Linked DNA regions of Mus musculus: all the other regions are linked to region 3. A link is a loop called in an ENCODE intact Hi-C map of the cell type or tissue named here. Cell type or tissue: left cerebral cortex. All regions are shown on one strand. Region 1 has its middle 8.8 kb from the start of Cbx7. Region 2 holds the start of Snord83b (small nucleolar RNA, C/D box 83B). Region 3 overlaps Gm16576 (predicted gene 16576). Region 4 overlaps Cbx7 (chromobox 7). Region 5 overlaps Npcd (neuronal pentraxin chromo domain). Region 6 has its middle 8.8 kb from the start of Apobec3. Region 7 overlaps Cbx7 (chromobox 7).

Region 1 (4,000 bases), 190 kb after region 3:
GTCCTAAAATTACTGGGTGTCCTTGTGGGAACGGTTCGGACGGGGGGGGGGGGGCTACTGACTAATAATGTGGACTCTATGTGGTTTAAAACTTAATGTAAATGATAAACTCTGGAATGTTAAGATTAAAAATATAATTATGGGGAGAGGTGGCTCAGAATCTAGGAGCACCTGTTGCTCTTGGGGAGGACCTGGGTTCATTCCCAGCATTGTGTGGTGACTCACAGTGGTCTGTAATTACTGTTCCAGAGGAACAAATGAAGAGAAAACTCACTCTTTTTTTTTTTTTTTTTTTTTTTTTTTTTTTTTTTTTTTTTTTTTGGTTTTTCGAGACAGGGTTTCTCTGTATAGCCCTGGCTGTCCTGGAGCTCACTTTGTAGACCAGGCTGGCCTCGAACTCAGAAATCCGCCTGCCTCTGCCTCCCGAGTGCTGGGATTAAAGGCGTGCGCCACCACGCCCGGCTGAGAAAACTCACTCTTAAGTGGGTCAGTGTGACAAATGTACTCAGTGAGGAGCCACATCTAATTCCCACTGCGCGGACGGACGGTCAGTGTAATTAAAGACGAAGCCCAGCATTCTCAGCGCCTGTCTCCAAGAAAGAACCCATGCTGGATTCTTCTGAAATACAAACACGCTTCTCACGCCTTCAGAAAATTGAATTCACATATCAACCATAAAAACGAAACTACACTGGTGGTGATGGTGAATGCTTTTTTTGGTTTGTTTTTTGTTTTTTCGAGACAGGGTTTCTCTGTGTAGCTCTGGCTGTCCTAGAACTCACTCTGTAGACCAGGCTGGCCTCAAACTCAGAAATACGCCGGCCTCTGCCTCCTGAGTGCTGGGATTAAAGGGGTGCGCCACCACCACCCGGCTTTGGTGAATGCTTTTAACCCCAGCAGAAGCACGAAGATCTCTGAGTTTGGCCAACGTAATTTATAGTTCTGGGGCAGCCAGGCTCCATAGAGAAACCCTGTCTTGGGGGAAAGATGAAGGAGAAGAAGGGGGGAGGAGGAGGAGGAGGAGGAGGAGGAGGAGGAGGAGGAGGAGGAGGAGAGGAGAGAGAGGTGAAATCAGGAAGAAAATTACCAATCAGCTGAGTTTGCTGTCCTTTTCATGGCTCACATCATTTTGCATTCTGGCCTCCTCCATTGACTAGTATTACCCTCTTCTGGTCTTATTTCTAAATGTTCTACTTCACCCACACTTATAGCTATCGACACATATACATGCATACATCAAAGGCTAATAAGATCTGCTGCATCTGAGGGAGAACATTCATTTCTTTTTCTTTCAAAAGTTTGGGTCACGCTGCTTAATAATTACACTTTCTGGGTCCATCGGTTTTTATTCTTCAAATTTCATGGCTCCCTCTCCCCTTACAGAGGATCCACACATCTTATTTTATATATACTCACCACACATCCATTCACCCACCGTCCGTCATCTAAGCTCCTTCAATGTTTGCCTCGTGAATAGAGAAGCACTAAGTATCAACGCGCACGTGTCATGGTAGCAGGACACGGAGTTCTTTGGGTATGGGCCCAGGAGTGAAATAGCTGGGAATCATCTATCTAGCTGGGAATCACCCCCACTCCCCTATCCCTGCCAAATTTATTATGTATAGCATTCTGCCTGCATATATGCCTAGAGGCCAGAAGAGGGCGCCAGATCTCACTATGGATGGTCATGAGCCACCATGTGGTTGGTTGCTGGGAATGAACTCAGGACAGCTTAAAAAGCAGTCATTGAGTGCTCTTAACCTCCGAGCCATCTCTGTAGCCCCAGGAAATCATTTCTTAAGGAGAAAAAAGAGAGCATCCAGATGATGGCGCATGTCTGTAATCCCAGCAACTCAGAGGTGGAGGCAGAATAGGAGTGCAGAGTCATCTTCAGCTACAAAGCAAGAAGTCTGCCTGGACCGCGAAGAAGCTCAAAAAAGTGTGGGGCTGGAGAGATAGCTCAGTGATTGAGAGCTCTTACTGCTCTTGCAGAGGACCCAGGTTCAGTTTCTAGCGCCCATATGGCTGCCAACCATCATCTGTAACTTCTACCATACATATGCCTTGGCACATGCATGCCAACATACCTTTGCACAACACTCAAAATAAATTCAAATTTTTGGATGATTGACAGAGACACTGGGAATTGATCTCCGTTTCCGCGTGTACATGCGTGCATGCGCACACAGGCACACGAACGTGTGTACATACACAAAGCAAACAAAACGAACCCCACAAATGAGCTATAACTTCACCCCTACTTGACTGGCATCTGATAGTGCTGCACGTGCTGACATGCACAGCTGGCTGCGGCAAAGGCGAGTGTACTGATCCCTTGGGAAATCTTTGCAAATCTTGGCACACCTGAACACATTCAAGCCTCCCCCAGTGGTCTTCCTGGGACATTCATTCCTCAGGGTGACTCTTCCAAATGCGCGACAGAAAGCAGGTTTCAAAATACTCATCAAAACAATATTTATACCACCCTGATCTGGAAACAGATCCTAAATCTCCAAACTGGAAACAGCCCCTAAATCCTGGAGGTCCGACAAGTTAAGTCCAAGCTATTCACACACTTGGGTCATGACACAGACTTGAAACCGAATGAACTACAAGGGGCATGCAAGAAGCCAAACAAATCTTTTAAAATACTGAACGGACAAAGGCACTGAGCTGCCTCTCCACCTCCAAAACCACGCGAATGATGCACTTACTCAGCACGCACAAAGCCGTCTGGAGGTGCTGGGCGCAGTGGCTTACTAACCCTAGCCTCTGTCCTCAGAAAGTAGAGGCAGGAAGATGGAAAGCTCAAGGCCAACTTGGGATTCCTAAGATCTATCACAAAACCACAAAGGAACCAACAAACCCAGAACTAACTAGTGATGGTAAAACCATGCAAATAGCGAGGGCAGGGGGTGCATGAGCTTAGCCAGGAAGCTGCCATCACACAGTGGCTAGCTGTGTGGGCCGTAGAATGACTGTGGATGTATCATAATGCAAAAATACAATTGAAATGGTTTTAAATCAGAGCTAGGCTAGTGGTGGCGTGTGCCTTTAACCCCAGCACTCAGGAGGCAGAGGCAGGCAGATCTCTGACCTCATGGTCAACCTGGTCCACAGAGCCGAGTTTCAGGACAGCCCAAGGCTTCACTGAGAAACCCTGTCTTGAAACACCAAAACCAGGTATGGCTGAGGGGGGAAGAGACAATCCAGGCCAGGCATAGCACCAATCCAGATCCCACCAGACAGAGCCAGCTGGGAAGGCAGGCAAGGAGCAGGGGGCCTCGGCGGTTCTGGGTTGGGCTAAGCAACATGAGGCAGCCTCGCCAAGCCTGCCGGGAGAAGGACAATGCAGCTCAGCAGGTAGTGCTCCAGGATGAAGATGGATGGCTTGTGAGAAATGACCATTGACTTTGGGGGCTGAGAAACACTAACCCAACATTTATCGTTTGAAGAAACAACTGTACAAGCAAAGAGACCCTTTAGCCTTGGCCCTTGCTAACTTTTCAGTATCTCCTTACCTGCCGAACCCAGAGAGTAGCTGTCACTGGCTTGGGCTCCAGTGGGTCCTCAGAAGCCTGACTGACTACCCTTTGCAAAAAGCTTCGTCACATAGATGGCATAATGCTAGTCTCTGAATGTTTTACAGATTTTTTTTTATATACATTGCACCTAAAAAGTGTGTGTGCATGTGCGTGTGAGCATGTGTTGTTTATACCAGCAGGGATGCATATATGTATGTGAAGAACAACTCCGTTGCAGTTTGGGTGTCCAACTTATGTTGTCACAGGGTCTCTCACTGGCCTGGAGCTCACCAAGTAGGCTAGGCTGGGCGGGCCAGTGAGCCACAGACATTAGCCAGTTCCCATCTCCCCAGTGCTGGCATTACCGCGTACACCACCATGCCCGCTTTCTCATGTGAGCTCTAGGGAATCAAACAAGGTGCTGAGTCCTTGAATGGCCCCAGGGACTTGACCTAATTGGAAAGTTACTTTCCTAT
Region 2 (4,000 bases), 330 kb after region 3:
GGTCAGTGAGGGCAGTTAGCTGTATCAGAGGCAACTAAGATCAACAGGGCTGTTCTCAGAAGGAAGGCAACAGGGAATAATTCCTCAGTCTCTCTCGGGCGCTGTGCCCAGCGCACATTCCAGAGCCTCATCACAGAACAGCTGATTCTGACATCTTTCACCAACCCCACCTAGTGGACTCAGCTAGTTGCTGTGCAGAGGCACGCATGGCAGGTCCTGTCCCAGATATATCCTAAGGCTCAGCCCCCAGCACTCACCAGTGGGTTGATGCTCTTGTCAGACAAGTCATAGTCAGTAGATGCATTGTTCTTGATCAGTTTGCCATCCTTGATGAGGTAGCCTTGACCAATCTTGTAAATCTGCACATGAGAGTCAACAACTGAGAAGTCAGTCCTGAGAACCAGCATCCAAAGTCAGGTAGAAACCCTGAATGTCAGTGACTGGCCTGTTACCCAAATCAGCATAAAGTGGGAGGTCTATAATTGTGTTTTCCCATGTAATGGGCCAGATTAAAACACTATTTGCTGGAACTCTGTTCTAGAACTTGGGACAAAGGTAAGCGGCTCCTCTTTTACAGTTACCAAGCATCTTTTTTTTTTTTTTTTTTTGGTTTTTCGAGACAGGGTTTCTCTGTGCAGCCCTGGCTGTCCTGGAACTCACTCTGTAGACCAGGCTGGCCTTGAACTTAGAAATCCACCTTCCTCTGCCTCCTAAGTGCTGGGATTAAGGCGTGCGCCACCACCGCCCGGCCATTACCAAGCATCTTAAACTACTAAATCTAGGTATGGTAGCAACTCAGGCCTGTAATCCTAATAATCCTGAGGCAGACACAGGACTGCTACAACTCCAAGGCAGCGCATGCTATGCTGCTGTTATCTCAAAATGCATAAAAACTGCTTATAGAGATGGAGAGATAGATGGCTCAGTGATTAAGAGCACTAACTGCTCTTCCAGAGGTCCTGAGTTCAATTCCCAGCAACCACATGGTAGAGCTCTCAACCATCTGTACAGGGATCTGATGCCCTCAGTGGTGTCAGGAAATAGCTACAGTATACTCAAATTTTTTTAAACTACTTATAATTGAACCTTTAAAAATTTCCAACAATAACAACAAAAATTTCCTGGGAAAGGGTTAGGGCATTAATTAAACCTGGGTTAGGCAGTGTCATGGATTCCTAGGACTGACTGTTCTATGAACCCAATACCCTCTCTCATTTGCAGGATCCCCAATCAGCCTTACCTTCTTGTTAATCTCTGTTCGGTGATGGTAGCCTTTCTGCCCAGCTCGAGCCACAGAGAAGGCAACACGGGCAGGGTGCCAGGCTCCAATACAGGCAACTTTGCGCAAACCTCGATGGGTCTTTCGGGGCAGTTTCTTTGTATGCCAACGACTGGTTACCCCTGGAAAGAATGTTAACTTCATGGGGCTGGGCACGTTCCTGTCCCTTCCCAATGAGTACTCAAAATACCTGTGATTAGTTCACTGATTACAAAATTATCTAACAATGGGTAAATCTGAATATCAGAATTCAATCCCAACCCCACATTCCTGTCCTATTTTAAAATCAGACTGGATGGTTGTCTGCCTAAATAGTTATTTGCAGCTTCATGTGTCACTATGTGGCCAGAGGTTGCCATGTGTTTATTGGTTTGAGGCAGATATGTACTCTAGGGAGCCCAATTTGTCCTTCATGGCCACCTGGCATTAAGGGTGAGGTCAACTGACTGGGTCCACATATTTGAGGTGTTACTCCTTTTCTTAGCTCATTCTCTAAAAGCTGGTCAACTTGACCAGCTGACTGCTGTTCCCAGAAGGCAGGCAGGCAAGGAAACGCTGCCACCGCATCACTTGGTGCTGTGTCCAGTGTACGTTCCAGGGTCTCACATTATCACCCACAAACTACAGCAAAGCTTACCTTTGTACCCTTTGCCTTTTGTCACGCCAATGACATCAATCATCTCATCCTGCCCAAACACCTGGTTCACAGGAACCTGCTGCTCCAGCCGCTCTCGGGCCCAGTCGAGCTTCTCAGCCACAGTGCCTCCATTCACCTGGATCTCCATCAAGTGTGCCTTCTTCTGGCGTAGAGGAAGCAGACGCATCTAAAAGAAGCAGATGAAGCTTATATCAGGCTGGTGGCAAATGGACTAGAAAGTAAATCACCAGAAGCTCAAAGCCAATAGACCTGACTTTGCCAGTGGTTGGTGGACTCATGCATGAGCTACTAAATGGTTCCTAACTAGCAATGTGTTTAGAAAACAGAATACTTGGCCCAATCTCACACCATCATTTCAGATTAGTCAGATAGAGCACAGTAAGACCATCTAGAGAAGCAAGCCTCAGTGTCACAGTGCCCTCTGCTGGTTGATTTAAGACACCAGAAATGTCTCTAATCCCCTCGGATCACAAAATGCCTGCAAAATGCCCCAAACCTTAGGTGCTTACCTGAGTGTGGGCAATGATGCGGATGACCTGGCAGTACTTCTTCATGCTGTTGAAGTCCTTCTCCAGCTGCTTCTTGCCTGTGTCATCCTGCCATTTCTTACAGTACTTGGTGAAAGCCTTCTTCTTAGACTTGTGCCTTCAGGAGCAGAGCACAGTTGGGGGAGGGGCCCGGTGCAGGCCTTCATCACCCTTGCAACAGGTGAGAGGAAGGCAGACTGGCACCATTTGGGGATGGGGCTCATTGCCGGCTTCTAAGGAGCCTTTTCCACCGGCAAGCGGAGCCTGGATGAAGCTCATCGGGCAGAGCCGAGCGGAGCTGAGCAGAGGTCCACAGGTTAATATAAGCCACAAATATACACAACACACAACTCTTGCTCCAGGGCACCAGAACATCCCTTTATCTGGGGGCACATCTCATAGTAGTGGAAGTCAGGGGCTCAGGCCAGAGGCAGGGGACCTATCTAGTACAGACAAGGCCAGCATCCAAGCCTCAAAGGATTACCTCACACTAAGGCCCAGATGCAGGATGTCTTGTTTTCCAGCTTCCCTGCCACTTCAGTGTCAAAGCAACTCTAACACTTCTGCTAACCAGGACTGACCAGCACCCTCAAGGGTTAACAGTCAGCTTTTGGTTCAAAAAACCTTTGATCCAACTTCCTTCACTTTACATCCCAGCTCAGAGTGTCCCTTACTTCTAAGGGAACCCAAGAGCCTCTTACCAGTTCTTATAGAAGCGCCTTTTACACTCATCGCTGATGTGCTCAGCAAATACAGTCTTGAAGGTCCGGAGGCCTCGTGGGGTCTCAACATATCCCACAATGCCCACAACCACCATTGGGGGAGTTTCCACAATGGTCACAGCCTCCACGACTTCTTTCTTGTTCACCTCTGTGAAGACAAACAGGCATAAGCTTCAGTGGGAGCACAAATACCCCAGCACATACAAGCATCCATTTAGACAGAATGGCTGTCTCCGCATCAGAATACTGGGCCTTCCAGGACTGCTCTTCAGAACTGCGGGCTCTCCAACTGCAGCTTTTAACAATTGAGCCAAAGTTTCTAACCTCCACTTACTTTGCAAGGCTGCTAACAGGCACCATGCCAGGTGGTGACTATCACCACTGAAGTAGCAAAATGCCATGTGCTATCTAGACTGTCTCAAAGAGGAGCTTTATCACTAGTCTGGTTTCATGTCCAGAATACACTTGTTAAATGTGTCTACCTTTTCAGAGTACCTAGGGTTGATAACAGGCACTGGCATGGAAACAACCAACTACCCCAACAGGACTCTGCACAGGAATCTGTGTTAAATTTCGCTAGGCCAAAACACTTCTAGGCTCCCTTAGTGTGGGCACTACCACACTAAGTCAGGCTTTGTTCTAGACTTACCACAAAGCACCCCAGGATGAAGCTATTGTGCTCCTTTGGGAATTTACTGTAACTACAGGCAAAATTACACACAGCCCAAGTTGGACAAGGAAGTACTGTACATACTAGATCCTGGCCTGTCAACTTCCCGGACGATGTGGGTCATGCCAGCCTTGTAACCCAGAA
Region 3 (4,000 bases):
TATCTTCTAAGCATCTAGCAGCAGCAGGCTGAGCTAGCAATGACCATGAGGCTGTTCTAATGGAAGTCACCGGACCTCTGCCTCAGACCTCAGAGGACCAACAAGGACCTTCCCTGGGTTCAATGGTTTTCTCAGCCCTGCTAGACAGGCCTCATAAGTGTGGGGGCTCATAACATGGAGAATCCCATAAACTGGTGTGTTAATCATATGGGCCCTTGTCAAATCTCTCCTGTTCCAAAGGATGACTTTGTAGAGTTAGTGTGAAGGTTAATTGTGGGGGACTTTTAGTGTGTCAGGCTATCCTCAAATTCACAGGTATACCTCCCTCTACCTCCCAAATACTGAGATTAAAAGTTTGTGCCATTGGGCGGAGGGAAGTTATAGGGGGCTTTGGGGATAGCATTGAAATGTAAATGAAGAAAATATCTAATAAAAAAAGTTTGTACCATTACATCCAGCCTTATTTCAAAAACTTTTTAAAACCATTAAAATAATGCCGGGCAGTGGTGGCACACGCCTTTAATCCCAGCACTCAGGAGGCAGAGGCAGGGGGATCTCTGAGTTTGAGGCCAGCCTGGTCTACAAAGTGAGTTCCAGGACAGCCAGGGCTATACAGAGACACCCTGTCTTGAAAAATCAAACCAACCAAACAAACAAAACCATTAAAATACAGTGTACCAAACAAACAAACAAAACCATTAAAATACAGTGTATGGGCAGGCAAATCTATGCAGTACATCTTAGATGGCTTTGGGATGACTGTCACTGGGGTCCCTGCAGGTCTGAAATCCGCCTCAGTCTCGAAAGTACCAGGACCCTCACTGTGTGAGCTGCAGACATCCAGCTGATCACAGAGCGCATCAGGAGGCCCTCCCTGCTCTCTCAGGCGCTCTCCTCACCCAAGGAACCAATGGGGTTCCTGTATTTACCTCCAGACCTGCACAGGAACACACAGAGGAGAGAGAGAGAGAGAGAGAGAGAGAGAGAGAGAGAGAGAGAGAGAGAGAGAGAGAGACTGACTCTGTGTGTGTGTGTGTGTGTGTGTGTGTGTGTGTGTGTGCGCGCGCGTGTGCGCGCGTGCGCGCACTAGTCCAGGTATCTGGGTTGGAAGTAGGAAGGCAGGAAAGGAAATGCAGCGAGGTTCCTGGAGTAAGAGAGCCAGGGGAAGCAGCTCCCCTAGGCTGCTCAGGAAATGGTGGCGGGCTCTGAGGGCGTTCATGAGACCATGGCCTAAGGGTATTCAGATATGAGGAAGCAGCAGCCTGCAGCCTGTCCTGTTTCACTTTCCCCGTGAAAACAGGCAGGGTGCGCCTAGACACCAGCGAGACTGCTGAGATGTCCATGCACTTCTGAGCACCGCCAGACTCCCAGCTTAGGCCTGAGCTGAGAGCTAAGCACTTCCAACCACTTCCCGCACTCTAGCTGCTCTCCTCCAGTTGTTGCTCATGTCCGGGCTCCCTGGACAAATCTGTCTGAAACAAGGACTTACTGGGGGCTGGGGGTGGGGTGGTGGCGCACAGCTCTGATCCCAGCACTCAGGAGGCAGATGCAGGTGGATCTCAGAGTTCAAGGCCAGCCTGGTGTATAGCGGGAGTTCCAGGACAGCCAGGGCTACACAGAGAAACAAAAATACCCAAACACAACCTAACCAGTATGGTCACTTCCTAGGAGGAACAGAGATTTGGGGGAGCCACTCTAGAGGTGACACCCCAGCCACAAGATGGAGAAAAGCCCAAGGTGTCACACTTCCTTTTTAGGAGGACTGGGAATTGGGAGCAGAGGAGATGGCCCTACCTGATGTCCCCAGCTAAGGCACTGATGCCCACATGGCCTGTGGGTTTTGTGGAAGCAGAAGTTACCCAGATAGCCCAGGACAGCCCCGTTGCAGGCCAAGCCAAGCCGAGAACCCAGTGAGCCCGACAATGGATCCTTGGGCCATCAGAAGCTCCCCAAGCACCACTTTGTCACTCGGTGATCTCTTGGGACTGACCCTGGAGGGAGATGCTGATGTATTGGATTTGGCGGCCCTTGTAATGACCCTCAGGAAGAAGAGAATGTGTGATGCCCACATGGTAGAAGAAGGAAATAGCTGGTGCTAGGCCGGCCAGGTCACTGTATCCCCATGAGTATGTCTCAGAAGGGGCAGAACTGACACTGTGGGCTCTGAGCTTGAAGTGGAGGCTCAGGCCCTAGCTGACTTGTAGCTCCAGGGAGCCTGGGGGCCAACCTACTAGGCTTCCAGTGCCTCAGTACCTATCTATGCAAGGAAGAGTGTGGAGGAAGTGCTTGATAAATGTTTGCGGATGAAGAGCAGAAGTCTGTTTCTGGCTGACTCAAAACCACTATATCTTTTTTTCCCTTCTGGCCTGATGAGCCTGAAGAGGTGGTCAGTGGTTGACTAGCCACTCTGCCCGGAAGTCTCCCGCAGGCACGGATTACCATGCTATGCCCATGTATGGCCACCAGAGGTCGCCCTGCACCGCCGGCAGCAGAAAGCTGTTGGGTTGGTAGACTCACAGAAGGGGGGCAGGATGGTTGGGACAGGGCTGAGGAATTTACCAACAGAGTTCTGGGCTCCTCAGGTGGGCCTGCTCCTACTTGACATCATGAGCTTATCTTCTGTCGCAGCAGGCCCAGCTGGGTCCAGCTCACCTGGACGATGTGAAGGTGGAACTGGGTGGTGCTGGTGCCCCAGGGTGTGCGCTTAGTAAGTATGGCTCAGGTCCTGCACTTCTGGGGCTCCAAGCCCTAGAGCCAGGGTTAGTGCCAGGAACATTGGTCCTAGGGAGAGGGGAGGGGACCAAGCTATGTTGGGTCTTGCAAGCCAGGGTGGAGCGCTGCTGTTATCAAGACATATGGGGAACGTGGGGTCTGGGGGTTTACTCCCAGGTCATCAGGCTCAGGGTACAAATGAGGGCTGTGGTGAAGAGGTAGCTGCTCTCCAGTGCCTGCAGCATGGCTTGCAGCCCAGCTCCATTTTGGGCTGGCAGGGCAGGTTCTTACTGGTCTGGGGCCTGAGTTCTCCATCCCCATTCTGTTGCCTTTCTGCCTTTAAGACTCCCTGCCCACCGCTCCAGGGTTTCCCTCCTGCCCATAACATGTGAGTCTCACCCCATCCGTCATGGCTCTGCCCATCCCTTACTCATAGCATCCTCGACTGAAAAGCTGGGACCCTCCTCACTTCCCTGGGGCCTGCCAAACCCCTCCATTCCAATGAGATTATCCGTGGAGAGAGCCCCTGGGGCCAGTGCTTCCTTGGAGGCCTTCCTTCCTCCATGTTCCCTGGCACCTCAGCCCAGGAGCTTACTGTTCACACTAGCTGCATTTACAGTCAAGGCTCTGGCTGCTTCGTGATAGGAGTGGCCCACACCAACCATTCCAGGACCGAGCAGCACATGTGGCTTTTAGCAAGGTGAGATGGGAGGAAGAAGGAAGAGTGTGTGGGAGACCACAGGGGGTCCAGAGAACCCAGAGAAGCAGCTGTGGTTCTGTTCTGAACATTGGATTCACTCAGATAAGAGGCAGAGAGATGGTCTCTGGTCAGGCACAGGCTCCCCCCCAGCCTGCCTGCTGGGCTGACTCTGTTGCTAGGAATCCTGGTCAACCTCACGGATGCTCACCCATCAGACATGAGATGCACATAGCAGGCTGTGTATCCCATCCTGCGAAGGAACAGCCCTGTGTGTTTAACGTTCCAGGTTCCTCTATGGTTGATCTGTGAGTTCAGGGACCCCCCTCCCCCATGCCTCAAACAGCTAACTGTTGAATGACAGCAGTGTCCACAGCCTTAAGCTTGGTAAGGGGCCCATACAAAACAGATGGTTCCTCTGCTTCTCCAGACCAAGTCCTCAAAGCCAGAAGATTCTGTCCTCAGTGTGGTCAAGGAAGACTGGAGAAGTTTCACAAAGGGCTCCTGCTGGGACTGTGAGCCTGTACTTCTGTCCAGCACCCCTAGCTCTGCCAGCTGTCCTTCCGGAGTCCCCTTCAGAGTCCTGTACCC
Region 4 (4,000 bases), 170 kb after region 3:
CCAGGACAGGTAGCTCACAGGTATCACCTAGCTCCAGAGGGCCCAGCTCCCTCTTCTGGTCTCCAGGCACTGGCACTCATGTGTACATAACCACATACATACAGAAAAAAATCGTAGTAGTAATAGTAATAATAATAATAAACCATGTATTTTTTAAAAAGATCTTTTATTTTATGTGCATTGGTGTTTTGCCTACATATATGTCTGTGAAAGGCGCCAGATCCTCTGGAACTGGAGTGAGCCGCTATGTGGGTGCTGGGAATTGAACCCTGGTCCTCTGAAAGAGTAGCCAATGCCCTTAACCATTCCTCCAGCCCCAAATCATATTTTCTAAAAGGAGCTGAGGGTTGGACGTGTGGCTCAGGTGGTAAAGGCGATTGCTGCCCCACCTGACAAGCCGACTTTGATCCCTGGTACCTACTAGGCAGAGAGAAGCAAGTTATCCTTTAACTTCCAAAGGGAGACACACATGCTCCCTCACACATGTACACGCACACATCCTTAATTTCAGGACTCGGGAGGAAAAGGCAGGTGGATCTCTTTGAGTTCGAGGCCAGCCTAGTTTACAGAGTGAGTTCCAGGACACTGAAACCCTATCATGAAAAACAAAACTAACAGCAAAACAAAAAAGGAAGATGGGGTAAATATGGCCACATTTAGGGGCTGGAGAGATGGATCAACAGGTAAGAGCACTTACTGATCTTGCAAAGGACCTGAGTCCATTTGCAGCGACCACAAGGTAGGTAGCTCACAACCATTCACAACCCCACTTTTAGGAGATCTCATGCCTTCCCCTGGCCTCTGAGGCACTTGGGTGGTGAACACAAACATGCAAGCAAAACGATTCACGTGTGTAACAAGATGTAATCATTCATATCTTATAACACGTTATACACGGGGCTAGAGATGCCTCAGGGATTAAGAGCACCGACAGCTAGTCCAGGTCTCGAGTTCAATTCCCAGCAACCACATGGTGGCTCAAAACCATCTGTAATGGGATCTGAAGTCCTCTTCTGGTGTGTGTGTGAAGATAGCAACAATGTACTCATTAAAAAAAAGAAAGAAAGACACTATTATTAGAAAAAGAATACATTATACATACATGAAACTATCAAGGAATAAAATACGGATACATATATGAAGGATACATAAGGTGTAAAATACGAATTCATAATGAAATATAAAGATACAAAGTATATCACACGTGTATGTATACACACACTACACACACTACACACACACACACACACACACACACACACACACATATATATATATATATATATCCCCAGACAGGTTTTTTTTTTTTCCTGTGTAGCCCTGGCTATCCTGGAACTCACTCTGTAGACTAGGCTGGCCTCAAAGTCAGATATCCACCAGTCCGGTGCTACATGAATCTTTTGAACCCAAAGCCAGTCATATTCTGTGAATCAGGCCAAGGTCTTCCTGGAGAAAGCAGACAACTGGGTGGGAGGGCTCTCAGCAAGGAGAAAGGAGGCAGAGAGACACTGTATGTAAGAGCTCTGGGACACGGGACTCGGAGAAACACAGGACCGTGGACTGCCTCTAGGCGTTCAGCAATAAGCATCACCAGCCCAGAACACAATCTCCTCTTCTGGGTCAACAGCTACCCACTAACTCTCCACAAGAGCCAGGTTTCTGTGGTTTCCCTTCCCAACTGGCCCTTGCTGAACAGGCCCAATGCAACTACGACTGCAACAATCCAGGGCCTGCTGCCTTTCAGAGCCCAGGTTCTGGGAAAGCTACTGAGCTGCCCGCCCACCAGGACAGGTGGCGCTCATGCATTCTGCTCGCTACCTGCCCACCCCCAGGCCCGTTCTTACTGTCTTCTTACTGTCGGAGCAGCTAGGTGTTTCCTGGCATGTCCCTACCCTTCTCTACACCTCAATTCATTCATCTAAAAACAACTGCCTCCACAGTCCGCCACACCTAGTGCACCAGGCTACCCCCAGGAACTGCCAACCCCCCACCCCCCATGTATTTCACAAAGGTAGGTTCCTAAAGAATCAAGCCAGTTAAGAGCTGAAAAGAGGCACAGGGCTTAATCAACTTGCCCAAGGTCACTTCCCGGGCTAGGATCGCTGCCTAGATTTCGGGTCTTTAAGCCCGGCAAGCTGTGAAACCACATTAGAGAGGGGCCAAGATCCTAGAATCAAGTCCCTTTGGCAGAAGAGAGGAAGCTGTGGGACAGAAGGAGGTGGGAGGCCACCAGTCCCCGAGGCCAAGTAAAACAGCAAGGTCTTGAAGAGAGGCCCAAAACTTGATGCAAAATGCGCTGCAAATATCTGACTTACAGAAAGCACAGCGCTTGCGCATTCAAGCAGAATGAGGGTGCAAACCCACATCTCTGGAAACCTATCTGGGCGGAGCACGACGGCCTGCTGGAGATAAACACGACCACGTGACCGTAGCCCCGCCCCCGCACTGCCACAGCCCGGTAAACAAGCTCTACTACTGCACCCGACCCAGCTACGCAGTACCAGCGAGCTGGAGTCAGGCGATTGGGGTGGGGTCGCGACACCCCAGCAAGACAGGTCGCTGGGTCCCCGCCGGCCGTTGCTGGGTGGGGGAGGGGCCTGCCGTGATGTAAACAGAAACTGGGCTAGTTAGGGCCGCGTGGAGCAAGGCCGGCCCGGCTGCAGCTCCATGACTCCAGTTTCAACCGTCTCAACTGCTGATCCTCATTCTAGAGCGGGTCTCCCTGCAATCCCTTCGCTTTGAGATGTGAAGATTCGATGTGTTATGCTGTGACTCGCAGTACTTGAGTAGGACACATTATAAAATCCAAGGAGCGTGGTATGGCTACCAGGGCTAAACCAGGCTTCTGGGCCTTGAGAGGAGGCACCTATGCTCTGTACTTCGCTGCCTATACCTGAGTGCATTAGTGATTCCTAGAGGGCTTCATTTCAATACAAGGAAATGGAGGAAGAGTTAAAAGTTAGGGTTTTGCCTTGGGTCACAGCTTGTCAATCATAACCAAAGTTCATAAGGAGGCAAGATAGCCTGGTACCAGAAAAGCTAACATCAAGACACACTAGGGCCTCTTTGGTGGTGCGGGCTGTGTATCTCCGGGGTAGGCCAGGATCTCATTTGAGTTTCTGTACCCCATCTGAAAAGTGGTGACACCTGGCTTATGCCAGGATACTCATGTAAATCCTCAGGTGCCAATGAGCAGTCTTTCTGAAAAGATGGAGCTATAATATTTATGCAAGATAAGAATGAGGGACTCCGACATGGGGGGAGCTGCAGGGTGCAGGGCAGAAAGAGGCAAACATGAAAGTACTCAAGGGTCTCTGAGGCAAACAGAGCACCTGGAGTTAACACCCTCTGCCTGATTGACACCCCCCCCCCCCAAGATTCAAGAGTTTCCCTCTACCACATTCACTTGGGAAGGGGAGGCTGTTGTTGCCTTTTGCTGGGGAGAAAATGGGCAGGAACAGAATGGCTCTGCAGGGGCCAGGCAAGGGCGCCTTCTTGTCACTAGTACTTCCTTATTCAGCCATGAGTAGTAGTTACAAAATGGGAGGATATCATCCTGGTCCAAGACAAGGCTACACCCACCCCCCACTCTCTTAGCCTCTGTTCCAAGCCAGTTTCCCTGAAAACCAGCTGATGATCAGAGGCCCTGGCCTTATTACCCTTGGCTCAACTGCTCTCCCAGTGAGGTGGGGCACCCTGGCAGTTTGACCTGCCTCCCACAGGCGCCTTGGGTGCTTGCTGTGGGGGTTGGCAGTTATGGTCCTGTAATGATCTCTCTCTCTCTCTGAGCCTCAGTTTCCCCTTAGAAGGTAGTATTTTTCCTATTTTAGAATAGAATCTTTACTTCCAAAAGGAAAGCAGGGTTTATACCCCACCCCACCCCACCCTGTACTATCAGTCCAAATCCCAGAACAATTGGCTCTAGGAGATGCTTTGGGGGTTCGGTATTTGAAGACTTGCAAACAGAGGCAGAGGCTTTGTCCAAGGGCTTCCAGGTGGC
Region 5 (4,000 bases), 78 kb after region 3:
GCGAGGAGGCGCTGGCGCTCGGCTTGACAGAGAAATGCACATCACTGATGCGGAGGGCCTCCGCCTGGGCCCGGGCCTGCGGGCAAAGGGGCGTGTGTGGGACCTCAAGACTTCCCGCGGTCCCTAGACACCCCTGTGCCAGATAGCCCCGAGCTCCATCAGTACACGTTCAGAAAGAGTACCCAGAACAATCAGTGACTTATGACCCTTCAGACAATTAAAGGGAAAGTGCACTGGGGCGTGCAGCTCAGGCTTGCCTGGAATGCGCGGGGCCCTAGTTCCGTCCCGGCTCCAAATAAACCTGACATGGGGGCACACCTGTAAATGGAGGCAGGTGCACCGACCGTAGGTTCAGGGTTATCTTCAGCTACACTGTATGTTTGAGGATAGTATGGGTTACATAATACTCTTCTAAAAAACCAAAGCAAACCAAACAGGAAACCAGTCCAGAGAGGCGGTGGTGTGTAATTTGTCTACAAGGGCTAGGTAATTCTTAAGGTCTTTTTACTACCCCTAAGTCATCGTGTGTGCGCACTGCCCTACCCTTCCCCATGCCCACTACCCCGCCATTCTTGCTGCTTCAGCAATAATGACAGGGACCTTGTGAGGAACCCTTTTCCCTGTTACGGATCCCAGGCAAGCCTGGGACTCTTCCAAGGGCTAATTTTCTTGGTGCCAGAGTAGATTCACCCTGACCTCAGATGACCATGATTTCAAGAAAGGCCCTTGCTCCAGCCACTCTCTGCCCTGACCCTAGGCAAGAGTGCATTCACACCAACGGTTCAAAGGCCTATACTCAGAAGCCAGTGTGAGAATTTAGCCTAGGCCTCGGGTGGGTGGGCACAAGACAATGGAGTGGAGGTAAGTGTGATCTCTGAAAAGCCCCAGGACCCAACAGCAGCTCAGCTGCTAGTGACTTCACAAGAGCCCCACACCAGCTCACCCCTTGCCTGATGACTTAGAACAGAGAGCAGACACGACTTCTCCATAGCCAGCCTTTCCTTCTCTAAGGATGAGGGCCAGCTGCACAGCTCTACTCTGAAGGATGCCTTCCATAAGGTGCTACTTTCTAGAGACACGGGCTACCTAGCAGGAGGTGGTGACTTTATGGAACGCAGAGAGGAAAACAGACCGGACACTGCCAGGATATGGAGAGAATCCCAGCAGTTTCTGAGGCCAGGGTGGGACATGAGGACAGAGACCCATGCAGGCCACATCCCAGTGCTCAGAGGATGCAAAGATAAGAGTGGACAGCTGTGGCTGAGGACCAAATAGGGAAAGACAAGAATCCTGACTCTAATAGCAACCCCAGCCACCATGGGGCAAAGCATGGGGTTCGGTTGTGACACTCTAGTCTAGTTAGGAGAAGTTAGGGGCACCAAGGAGGAGCTTACTCCCATGGATAATTTGTTGGGGTCCCCAGAAAGAATCTGTGTTGGGGGTGGGCGGGACTCTCCATCCACAGTCCCCACACACTGGATGCTTAATGAGTACAAAGAGAAAACCTGTACACCTCCTGACAAACCCAGATCACGACCAGTCAGGGGTCTCCTGGCTTATAGTGAACAGATGTCTTCTTACCAGGGAGCCCCAAACCCTCAAGGGACAAGAAACACATCTGAAGATTACGGGGCTCTGTATCCAGGCTGGAGTGTCCACATTCACTAACTGACACTAGGTGGCAGCACTGAGCCAGACACAGCTAGCTCCCAGGGCTCTGTCCAGTTGAGTTCCACAAGGGGCCCCTTACACCCCTCCCAGGTACATTGATGGGGGAGCTTAAGGGATCTCTTCAAAAACAAGGACCTGCCATCCTCTCACGCTGCATCCTGCCTCCACTTCCTCATCATCAGATCCGGAGCTGGAGTTGCAGGTGTTTGGGAATCTGGTACTCTGACTGAATAGCACTCTTAGCTGCTGAGCCATCTCTCCAGCCCCCACTGACTAGCTAGCTCCTACGGGGGAGGGGGGGAAACAGGTGGTCCTTGGAGTGTCAGGATGTGTGCAAACAGTGGACCCAAGATAACAGTCCAAACCTCATTTCCCTTTCTGCGCCATCTCAGTGAGTCCCTGCCATGGTGTCCTCCTGTGAGCAACATTAGAGCACCTGCTGACCACACATTTGGAGGCAGCCAGTACTTGGTAGGTACCAGGCTTCTGAGAAACCAGCTTTCCCTAAAACATGCTTTCAAATGGCTTATAAGAAACATCTCGGGGCTGTCGAGATGGCTCAGCAGGTAAGAGCACTGACTGCTCTTCCAAAGGTCCTGAGTTCAAATCCCAGCAACTACAAGGTGGCTCACAACCACCCATAATGAGATCTAACGCCCTCTTCTGGTGTGTCTGAAGACAGCTACAGTGTACTTATGTATAATAAAAAATAAATCTTAAAAAAAAAAAAAAGAAAAATCTCTTACTTTACAGTGTCTAAACATACTGCATAAGATACAGTTCTCGGGCTGAACAGAAGGCTCAAGAGTAAGAGTAATGACTGCTCTTCCAGAGAACCCAGGTTCAGTTCCCAGCACCCACATGGCATCTCACAAATACCTGTAACTCCCAATTCTGGGGATCCATTTCTGGCCTCCATGGGCACCAGGCACGAACATGGTATACACATACACACACACACACACACACACACACACACACAGAAGCACTCACGTATTAAACAAACAAACAAACAAACAAAAAGATGTTATTCTCCTTGGGTTGGGAGGTTTTTGACAGGCCCTGGGTCTGCTTAGTGAATTTCGAAATCACTGCAGGCCACATTCACTGCACTAACAGGACAGGAGTGGCTACAGGGTTTGGGGAGGACTGCAGACAGCATTGAGACACTGCTGCTAGCTCTCTGTGGTGGTGGGTACCTTATTAACCTGTTTCTTTTCCATGGTGTGGAATGGGTTCGTGGCAGCCATCTCAAGAAGGCGCCAGGATGTTCAGCACTCCTCCTTGCAGAAAAACCTGTGTATTCTGCTGAACTGCCTCTTACTCACAAAGCAACAGGTCCAGCCTAAGCTACCTCCCTCCGCATCCCTTCACACCAGCTGCTTCCTAAATTCTGGATTAAGGCTCTACAGCAGGCAGCTCCACCCCCTGCCCTAGCATCTCTGAGCCTTGTTTCCTACAGATGTGTGTTCAACTTCCACCTATAAAAGTGGACTAGTACTATCAACTCCACTGGGATGTTGAGACGATTAAAGGAGATGATTCGTGCAGAGGACTCAGCACTGCTGGGTTCCAAAACAAATGGGAAATGACAACTTTTAAGAAAAGGGCATTTTGAGAATCCATACTCAAGATCATTACCGCCTTGACCACTAGAGGGTGCTCCAGGGGCGCCAACAAGCTGTCAACACAGCCCACCAGTCTTCCAGCTGCTCTGCCCACTCCCTCCCCACCATCAAGCATCAGGGTTAAGGTTGCTGAGTTAATCCCCGAAGATGCACCGTGGCTAGAGGCGGGGGAGTAGGGGTACGCGACAATAGGATTCCAGAAACCAAGGGGTTTTTTTTGCCACATTTGCATTTGGTCCAAGGCTAATTCTTTACACCCAGTCTTTTGGCTGGCGGAGGGGGCCAAGACAGCGCAGGGGGCCAAGACAGCGGGGTCTGGTCCACCCTTCCCCCACTGAGCTTGGAGCTCTTTGGACAAATTGGAGATTAAGAGGTTCTGCATCTTGCAGTCTCTTCTCCAAGGAGCTCTTCCCGTGTTGTGCTGGTGCCAAATTTGGTGAGAAGACCTGGGGCATCGTTAGTTCTTTAGGGAAACTACGGAGGCAGACACTGACCGCCTTGCATTAAGTGGCCATCAGGGATCGTCTTGCTCTCCTCTTCCCAGGCTCTGTTCTTCCTCATCAAAAACAAAACAAAACAAAACAAAACAAAAACAAAAACACCCCTAACTCTCCAAGATGGCTTCCCATGAAGTTCTTCGCTCTCTTGCCAAACAGGCTATGTTCACCATGCCCCACCCCATCTTCATTGGAACCTCCAGA
Region 6 (4,000 bases), 130 kb after region 3:
ATCTCATGCTTGCTCTGGAGAACTGTTCAGTCTTTGTGCTTGCCATGCAGTTTTCTGATTAGTTGCTTTTATTTTATGTTTGTTCCTGGTATGCATTTTCACACACCCATATACATACTGAGATCAGAAAACTTGTATACATCCATATTCTTCTATCATGTGAGTGGGAGAGACTGAAGGTGGCTCATCCCACTGTTCTTCTAGGTGCTCCCCTCGCTTGGCCGCAAGCGCCTTTATCTGTGAGCCCTCTCTCTGACCCTTAGACATCGTGTATTCGTTGTTATAGATAAAGAACCATTTGGCAACATTGATTCACCTTTTAAAGTCATAGATACAATGTAATATAATAGCAACTAAGCATACTCAACAACAAACCAGTAACCTGAAAGCAGAAGCCCTAGACCAATCAGAATCTTCCTCATTCCTTTCTACGCAAGGTATCTCCTCTAAGTGGTAGCTTCTAAGATTTTATTTTTGCATTGTAGCTTAAATTGTAATACGGGGGGAGGGGGGGCAGACAGGAGGGCAGGTGGTAGAATCTGGGCAGAGTATAGGACCAAGCAGGGCTACATAGTAAAACTCTAATTTTCTACTTTATTTTCAAGGTTCTACAACAGGTTTTGGGTATGTTTTGAGTGCTTTCATACAGGAAAGAAATAGAGGCAAATGGTAAAAATAATTCAATCATTGAGAGGAGAATATTACTGGATTTCTAGACTGTGATATGCTGTTTTCTAAATTTTCTTTACCTCCGTTACTGTCTTGTGAAATAGGGACTCACTGTTCAGCCCTGGCTTAGAGGGAACTTACTATGTGGGTTGGCCTTGAACTCAGAGATCTGCAAATGCCCAGATTAAAGGTCTGTGCCACTTGATCGTCCCCCTTTCCCTCCATTCTTAACTAAATATTCTCATCACCCAGTTAGTAACCGAATGACAGAGGATAGGCTGAAATTTAGCAAATGGTCTTTTGTGTCCCAGCTAGGACCCTGATGCTAACCAGGGACCCTGATCTACCAGAATGTGTCCACCTTAAGGTCAGGATATAAAGGTAACCTTGACACCGGCACACAGTAGCAATTCCCTCCCTTTCCTTGCCGTATTTATTGGCACAGACGTTCAGAGACCGTGACCACAACTGAGTGGCAGTGGCAGGGAGACGCGCAGGCTCAGGATTGCTCCCAGAATCCGCACCCCCACCCCTCTTTGGGTACAGGATGGAATCAGATTTTCCATCTTTGAGGTACGCTGTGAACATGTGATTTGCTTTGGCCAATGCAATGTGAGCATAGATGACATCACTTCCATACAAAAAGCTTTAAGATCCATAGCAATCAGCATCTCTAGGTGTTGCTGGCCCACTGAGGGCCACTGAGTGCAAATGCATGATGGGACCCCCGCCCCAGGAATACTTAGCATATGTGGAAAAAGGCTTCCTGGAGTCAAACCCCTTGGTTCTTGGTTCACCTAACCTGGTGGCCCAAAGGAAAGCCACTGGTTAACAGGATGCGCGTCTGTTGCCAGGCTCCCTCTCTGAAAACCTGCACCTGCCTTCTCGAATCCCAAGTCTGGGCCCTTCCGTTCTCTCTTGCTCGGGATCTCGGTGCTCCCCTTACTCAAGCCAGCCTTGCGTTTGCTCCTTACTAATCACGCACTGGATATTAGGAATATTCTCCGATATTGGTATAGATTCGTAGCTTGCAAAACTATTCAATCGCAGTCTTTTATCACCGGAGACATCGCTGGCCCATGATATAACTAGTTTGAAATGTCAGCGCCCACGTGCCGTTCTGAGCTCTGAGGTGCATAGCCACCCAAATCTGCACAATCTTGTCACAGGGGTGAAGGTGGCGGCAGGGATTGCGGCTCCCCGGACCCCGGCGCCCCCTGCAGGCGGCGGCCGGAGAAGCAGCGGCGGCGGGGACAACAAGAGGACCCGCCCTGGCGTCCCAACAGGAGACTGCGCAGCTGCAGGGTGAATGGCGCGGCCGCATCCTCCGCTGGGCTGTTTTCCCGGAGGCTGACCCACCAGCGGAACCAACGGAAAATCTGGGGGTGGCCTGGGCCGAATAGAGCGAACCAAGTCTGCAAATTCCATTGTGTTTCCAGTCTCGGGGCTTTGAAACAGGAAGGGAGAAATGGGTCCTGCGCATCAGGCGCCAAACTGCAGCGTACTGCAGAGCATGAGCAAGCGAACTAGGTTGTTCCTTAGGAATTCAGGCCAGAGCCCCGACATGACCAAGCGGGTTCTGTTCTGGCCAAGAGAGCGGGCTTTGAGCCCCGTGGTCAACGTCAAAATGGCCCTGAAGCTGAAATCCTTGTAGATCAGTTAATGATAAAATTAATAATAATAATAATAATAATAATAATAATAATAATAATAATAATAATGTAAATAAAATGATAGATGATCAATGGGTGACCAATAGATAGTAGATAGGTGATAACTTGATAGATTGGTAATAAATGGTATAGATGAATGGATGATAAATGGTAGACAATAGGTAGATAGATGGTATATAAAAGATTCATGTATACATGCTGGGTAGATAATTCCAGCTTTCAAGTTCAAAGTCAGCCTAATGAGGCCCAGTGTCAAAACAACACCACAGCAAAAGACACTATCTGGTTTGTTCCGTGTACTTAGCTGTGCCCTCACCTCACCGTGTGTGTGTGTGTGTGTGTGTGTGTGTGTGTGTGTGTGTGTGTGTATTTAAACTGCTTTCTCCTGGACCACACTGGACATTACTCTGGTTTTATTTTATTGTTGTTGTTGGTTTTTGGCTTTTGTTTTGTTTGTGTTTATGTTTATTTCTCTCATTTATATTATGTATGTGAGTACACTGCAGCTGTCTTCAGACACATCAGAAGAGGGCATAGGATCCCATTACAGATGGTTGTGAGCCACCATGTGGTTGCTGGGAATTGAACTCAGGACCTCTGGAAGAGAAGTCAGTGCTCTTAACCTCTGAGCCATCTCTCTGGCCTCTGGTTTGTTTTTTTGTTTTTGTTTTTTTCTTTTGAGACAAGGTTTCCTCTGAGTAGCTCTTGATACATCTGCCTCTACCTCCTCAGTGCTGGGATTAAAGGGGTGTGCCACCAGTGTCCCCGCCTAGTGGCATCCTCTAAAAGTCAGACCTGCTTCCCTGACGTGCTATTTATTTCCCAACCTGAACCCACTGCAAGCTGTCTGGGGATGTGGCTGAGTCAGTAAAACACTTGCTAGCCTAGCACTCTTGAGGCCCTGGGCTTGATCCTGAGCATCACATACACTAACTATAGTCTTCATAAACACGTGATACTGTTGGCTAGAGATGAGATGGACCCCGTCCTCTGCAGCAGCTGAGGAAGGATGGCCTTGCTTTGTCCTAGAACCTATTTGGAGAACAAGTTCAAGGAACCAGGAGGAGAAGGCTGACACCCACAGAGTAGTGGTCACTCCTGGACACCTGTGAACACGGCAGGCATTACCAAGTGGCATCAGGTGGTGATGGATGTGGGCCCTGGCAGGTGGTGGGTCACACAGGCTCGTCTGCACTTCTGTTCTATAAGTGAGAACTTTAGTAGAGTTCCTTCAGTGCTGGATGCGGGCCCCAGCTGACTTGTTAGTTTATTGTGTTATTATTATATTAGCTATCATTATAGCCAAATATAAAGAATGCTTGGCTCCTGGGGGAGCAATGACTGGAATGTAAATAAGTTTTTTTTTTTTTTAAAGAATGCTTGACCCACACATGCTGAGGATTATATAAATATTCACTGTTGCCCGGAGTCAAGGCACAAGCTGAAAATCTGAGCACTTGGAAGGAGGAAGCAAGACGATCAAGAGTGTGAGGTCATCTTACACTATGCAATGAGTCTGAGGTCAGCCTGGGCTATCTGAGACCTGGTCTCAGCCAGCAAACAAACAAACAAACAAACAAACAAACAAACAACCCCACAGATAGAAGCACTGAGCATGGCGAACCAAGCGTCTCCAGAATCCAAATGGTGGGAAGAAA
Region 7 (4,000 bases), 160 kb after region 3:
GAACCCGTGGGGGCTGATGGTAACGTGCGGGAAAACACTTTAGGACAGCTTGGGTCTCTGAGGTGGTGGAAGCTTGGAGTGGATTTAATGTGAACAATTCCCTGATCCTCTTAATTTCGTCCTCTTTTTCATTGTTGTCTTATCTTTTTTTTTTTTTTTTTTTTTTTTTGTTAAAAAGTCTCACATAACCGAGGTAATTCTCAAAGTCCCTGCATAGCTTGGGCCAGGAGGTGATGGCACACACTTTTGATACCAGCACTCGGGAGGCAGAGGCAGGTGGATCTCTGACTGGGGGGCCAGTCCAGTCTACAGAGCACATCCCAGGGTTCCAGGACATGAGCCAAGGGTGACTTTGAGCTCCTGTGTTCTGCGTCCACGTTTGCAGTTATAGTAAGCAAGGGTGGCCATTGTGCCTGGCTTTTTGTTTGGCTTTTGAGACAGGGTTTCCCCTATTGTGATCCTGACTGGATGCTATTCTCTAATGTACATCAGGTTAGCTTCAAACGTATATACATCTGCTTGCCTCTACTTCCAGATTGCTGGAAAATACTTTGTTTTTTTTCAAAACAGGGTTTCTCTGTATAGCCCTGGCTGTCCTGGAACTCACTCTGTAGACCAGGCTGGCCTCGAACTCAGAAATCGCCTGCCTCTGCCTCCCGAGTGCTGGGATTAAAGGCATGCGCGCCACCACGCCCGACTGGAAAATACTTTTAAAGACAGGTAGGACCATGCTTGACTCAAGTCCAGGTTTCTAATAATTTATTCTTAAAACAGGGTCTCAAGATATAGACCAGGTTGGCCTCAAATTTCTGATCCTTCTTCTGCTTTGGCCTCCCCAGCAGTAAGGTCGTGAGTACACTGTTGATGTCCTCAGACACACCAGAAGAGTGCATCGGATCCCATTACAGATGGTTGTGAGCCACCATGTGGTTGCTGGGACTTGAACTCAGGACCTCTGGAAGAGCACTCAGTGTTTATAACCACTGAGCCATCTCTCCTGCAGCCCTTTAAGGTTGTGCTCTAAAGGACCACAGAGGACTCCCAGGAAATATGAGGGAGAGGGGGTTCATTGTGCCTCCATCACAGTGGGTGATGCCAGCCTCAGTCCTCACCAAAGCATCTGCCCAATGGCACAGCCGCTGGGGCAAGGCAGGGAGACGGGCAGGGGAGGCTAAGTGAGACTTCTTCATAGACAGCCCCTCCCAAAGCTGCCTCAAAGCCACTCATCTGTCAGAGGTGAGAACTGGGGGTGGGACCCAAATGGTGCTGAGCCTCAGGGAGGTTGCTTGATAGTGTAGAAGGTGGTTGGTCACCTTGGGACACCCGGCCCTTCAGAGCCATGGTTCTCAACCTGTGGGTCGCGACCCCCAGGCAAGCCATAGATCAGGTGTTTACATTCCAGTTCATAACAGAAGCACGATTACAGTTATGAGGTAATGACAAAATAATTTTATGATTAGATGGGGTCAATACAACATGAGGAACTGAAAGGGTTGCAGCATTAGGAAGGTTGAGGACCACAACTTTACAGTGATTCATATGTGCTTGTTCCAACACCTACTCAGACTTGGGTACATATTACCTGGGTCCTTGCTGCCATCTATGGGCAACAAGACACTGGGCTTACCCCATAAGCATTTCCCTTGCAGCAACTTCCAGTCAGCAAAGATCTCTTAGTGAGGGGGGATGCAGCTGTGTGGGCCTGGTCCGCAGACTCAACGCCCCACCCCGTGCAATACTATCCAGGGCAGCTGGTCTGTGGGGACAATGTGCTACAAAGCCTGTGTGTGTGTGTATGTGTGTGTGTGTGTGTGTGTGTGTGCAGATGGCATCTCTGTAAGATCTAGAACAGGTGCCCAGTGAATGCTGAATGCTGCCAGTCAGGAAATGGCAAGGGCTGGAGGCTAGATAGGGCCTTCATGCAGATGTAGACTCTGCTCCTTAGAACAGAGACATCCTTGCTGCCAGGCGAGCAGTGCAGGGGGCGCCTCAAAACCCTGCCGCTGAAGCTGGGTACTTGCCTCCCACAACCAGTGGGCCAATGGAAGAAACAACGCTAACATAGTATCTCATCGCTGCAAGGCTGCTACTGACCCCGAGGTTTACTGCCTCCAATCCAGGAGAGAGGAGCTTGCCAGAAGCTGGAGCTGAGTAGCCTCGCCATTCCTATTCCCGGTGGAGACTAAGACAGACAGTATCAGAGGCATGGCCTGGTAAGATAAAAGGGCTCTGGACCCCTCTGATGAATGCACTGACCTGTGGAAATGCCAGCTGTGGGGACTGAAGGAGAGAGATGAATACTGTCCACTGCAACCTTGGGGCCAGCACCAGCTCCGAGGACCAATGGCCATCCTACCAAGAAGCTTGTCTCCTTTGTTATTGTCATGGGCCACCTCTTTGCAGAGTCTTGGAGATTGTGGGCCCTCTGTGGAGTTGAGCTCAGTAGAGCAGTGGACACCATACCTCCAGAGGCTCTCCTGACATCACCTCTCATCTTGGCTGTGGACGGACATACCCAAGGTTCCTCTGCAGGTGTCAAGTCCTGCCTGTACAGCCGCGCAGGGCAGGCCATCGAGAGAACTAAGCAGTGCATGCTTTCTGCACTGCCTGTGTCGAGCTTGTCAGGTGTGCAGAGTCCATGTAAGTGCGCGTCAGCCTCATGACTGACCTGGTTCTCCAGCCTGAGACTGAACACTCAAGCTGCTGACACCCAGTCTTCTAGAACCAGCTACTCTTAGAAGATATAGAGGAACCGCAAGGTTCACGGCCACAGGCCCAGCCCTGACACGCTAGGCTCATTTCTCTCCTCAGCTGATTTTAATTGGGTTCAGAAGACTGGATGTCTATAGTCCCATACCATGGACTATAGTTGGGAGGCACGGAGTCCTGGGCTACGGTTTGAGGGTAAGGGTGGGGTATCACACAGTTATCACACCATCAAAACAAACAACCAGACACACAGAAGTCTCTAAAGACATTTTAATGTATTTTTTAATAATTTTTGCCTCATCTATCAGATAAATCATCTAAATAAATAGATGCTATACAGTCTTTTACCAATATCAGTACAAAAATAAAACTGCAGCCTACACCTGCTTACTCTTCCCATCGCACTCCCCCCGGGGGAAGGCCTATGCCCAATTCCTCCCAATACATTCAGGTCGTCTGAACAAAGCTCGTAGCTCATTCTGTGTGCAAAGGAAGCGGTCTTGCGCAAAGACCTGGTGGCCAGGTCTGGCCCGCCATTTATAAAGCAAAATCGATACCACCTCGCTGACACCGAGCTACTTCCTCGGTAGGCAGGAGGTGGAAGGAACTTGGCAATAAGATCACCATCTTACCAGATGAGAACCACGTGGGCCAAATGGGCTCAACTGTGGCACTGCACAAGTGTCCACACCAGAGGTTGAGGCACATCTTCACCCCAACCCAGGGAGGGGGAAGTTCAACCCAACCTCTACATTCAAATATGCAGGGGGAGGGGTTAAGAGATAGGCAGGTGGTCGCCACTGCTGGCTCATGGAGTACTGGCCCTGTATGGGGTTAGTGTATGTGGGTGGAGAGGGGGCGTGTTACTGTCCACTTGGGTAGCTTCAGGCTAGGAGAAGCCTGTGTATAGCCACTCGAAGCCTTCTGCCATTCTCCCTAGGCGGCCAGTTTCCAGCAGTTCAGAGCTACATGGCTACCCTGAGGGATATCCAGCCTAGTCCACAATCTCCAGGGACTGGTGGGTTTCATAAAGGGCCCCGTGAGATAAAAGGTCACCGCCTACTGCAAAAGACAGAAGGCAGCTGCTTGGAAAGCCCCCCCTGGGGTCTCATGATCAAAATTCAAATTGTACAGGCATTTAGTCCCATGCCCCTAGGGATGGGAAGCATGACACCGAAGGGATTCTGTCCCCCAATATGGTGGGCCATCAAACCCAGCAGCAAAGAAAAGCTCCAGCCACCCTCACCTCTCTGGGAGCTGGGGCTTCAAGAACACCAAGGTCTCCCCACCT

What was found. A loop is a pair of places that touch in the nucleus more often than their neighbours do. Peaks named below come from ENCODE experiments on the same cell type or tissue, not always from the same donor. Only the 100,000 strongest peaks of a DNase experiment are listed, where the experiment ranks them.
Region 1: it touches region 3 in a loop (5-fold over the local background); 3 of 42 quality-filtered maps call a loop at or near these places.
Region 2: a loop joins it to region 3, with 4 times the contacts of the local background. A loop is called at or near these places in 15 of 42 quality-filtered maps.
Region 4: it touches region 3 in a loop (2.9-fold over the local background); 7 of 42 quality-filtered maps call a loop at or near these places.
Region 5: it touches region 3 in a loop (4-fold over the local background); 14 of 42 quality-filtered maps call a loop at or near these places.
Region 6: a loop joins it to region 3, with 2.9 times the contacts of the local background. A loop is called at or near these places in 10 of 42 quality-filtered maps.
Region 7: a loop joins it to region 3, with 4 times the contacts of the local background. A loop is called at or near these places in 7 of 42 quality-filtered maps.

What each region holds. Positions count from the first base shown.
Region 1 is chr15:79,939,475-79,943,474 of GRCm38, forward strand. It overlaps a transcript of Cbx7 not described here. Among named protein-coding and RNA genes, the nearest start is that of Cbx7, 8.8 kb to the left of the region's middle. In left cerebral cortex, a CTCF peak has its summit at 1,663 (motif pointing right); a DNase peak (open chromatin) is centred at 1,650.
Region 2 is chr15:80,078,450-80,082,449 of GRCm38, forward strand. Rpl3 (ribosomal protein L3) reads right to left here. Exons shown (of 10, transcript NM_013762.2): 2 at 3,941-4,000; 3 at 3,166-3,334; 4 at 2,447-2,582; 5 at 1,917-2,103; 6 at 1,241-1,401; 7 at 258-359. Snord83b (small nucleolar RNA, C/D box 83B) reads right to left here and starts at 130; the gene lies at 54-130. LOC115488570 (a small nucleolar RNA gene) reads right to left here and starts at 2,637; the gene lies at 2,583-2,637. In left cerebral cortex, CTCF peaks have their summits at 157 and 2,369 (motif pointing left); DNase peaks (open chromatin) are centred at 150, 2,481 and 3,499; H3K4me3 peaks cover 657 bases.
Region 3 is chr15:79,750,752-79,754,751 of GRCm38, forward strand. It overlaps Gm16576 (predicted gene 16576), which reads left to right. Exons shown (of 4, transcript NR_045069.1): 4 at 1,758-4,000. Among named protein-coding and RNA genes, the nearest start is that of Gm16576, 10 kb to the left of the region's middle. In left cerebral cortex, a CTCF peak has its summit at 2,471 (motif pointing right); DNase peaks (open chromatin) are centred at 2,464 and 3,299; H3K27ac peaks cover 774 bases.
Region 4 is chr15:79,925,393-79,929,392 of GRCm38, forward strand. The region is part of intron 2 of Cbx7 (chromobox 7); the gene reads right to left. Among named protein-coding and RNA genes, the nearest start is that of Cbx7, 5.3 kb to the right of the region's middle. In left cerebral cortex, no CTCF peak of the experiment used is centred here; DNase peaks (open chromatin) are centred at 1,830 and 2,415; H3K4me3 peaks cover 1,037 bases; H3K27ac peaks cover 1,577 bases.
Region 5 is chr15:79,828,903-79,832,902 of GRCm38, forward strand. It overlaps Npcd (neuronal pentraxin chromo domain), which reads right to left. Exons shown (of 9, transcript NM_001013362.2): 5 at 1-76. Cbx6 (chromobox 6) reads right to left here. Exons shown (of 5, transcript NM_028763.3): 5 at 1-76. Among named protein-coding and RNA genes, the nearest start is that of Cbx6, 3.4 kb to the right of the region's middle. In left cerebral cortex, CTCF peaks have their summits at 1,676 (motif pointing right), 2,344 (motif pointing left) and 3,327 (motif pointing right); DNase peaks (open chromatin) are centred at 17, 271, 358, 655 and 4 more places; H3K4me3 peaks cover 1,609 bases; H3K27ac peaks cover 1,889 bases.
Region 6 is chr15:79,881,560-79,885,559 of GRCm38, forward strand. No RefSeq gene overlaps it. Among named protein-coding and RNA genes, the nearest start is that of Apobec3, 8.8 kb to the right of the region's middle. In left cerebral cortex, CTCF peaks have their summits at 1,891 (motif pointing left) and 2,092; DNase peaks (open chromatin) are centred at 1,252 and 1,961; H3K4me3 peaks cover 1,536 bases; H3K27ac peaks cover 1,770 bases.
Region 7 is chr15:79,912,840-79,916,839 of GRCm38, forward strand. Cbx7 (chromobox 7) reads right to left here. Exons shown (of 7, transcript NM_144811.3): 7 at 2,968-4,000. It also overlaps a transcript of Apobec3 not described here. Among named protein-coding and RNA genes, the nearest start is that of Cbx7, 18 kb to the right of the region's middle. In left cerebral cortex, a CTCF peak has its summit at 1,611; a DNase peak (open chromatin) is centred at 1,634.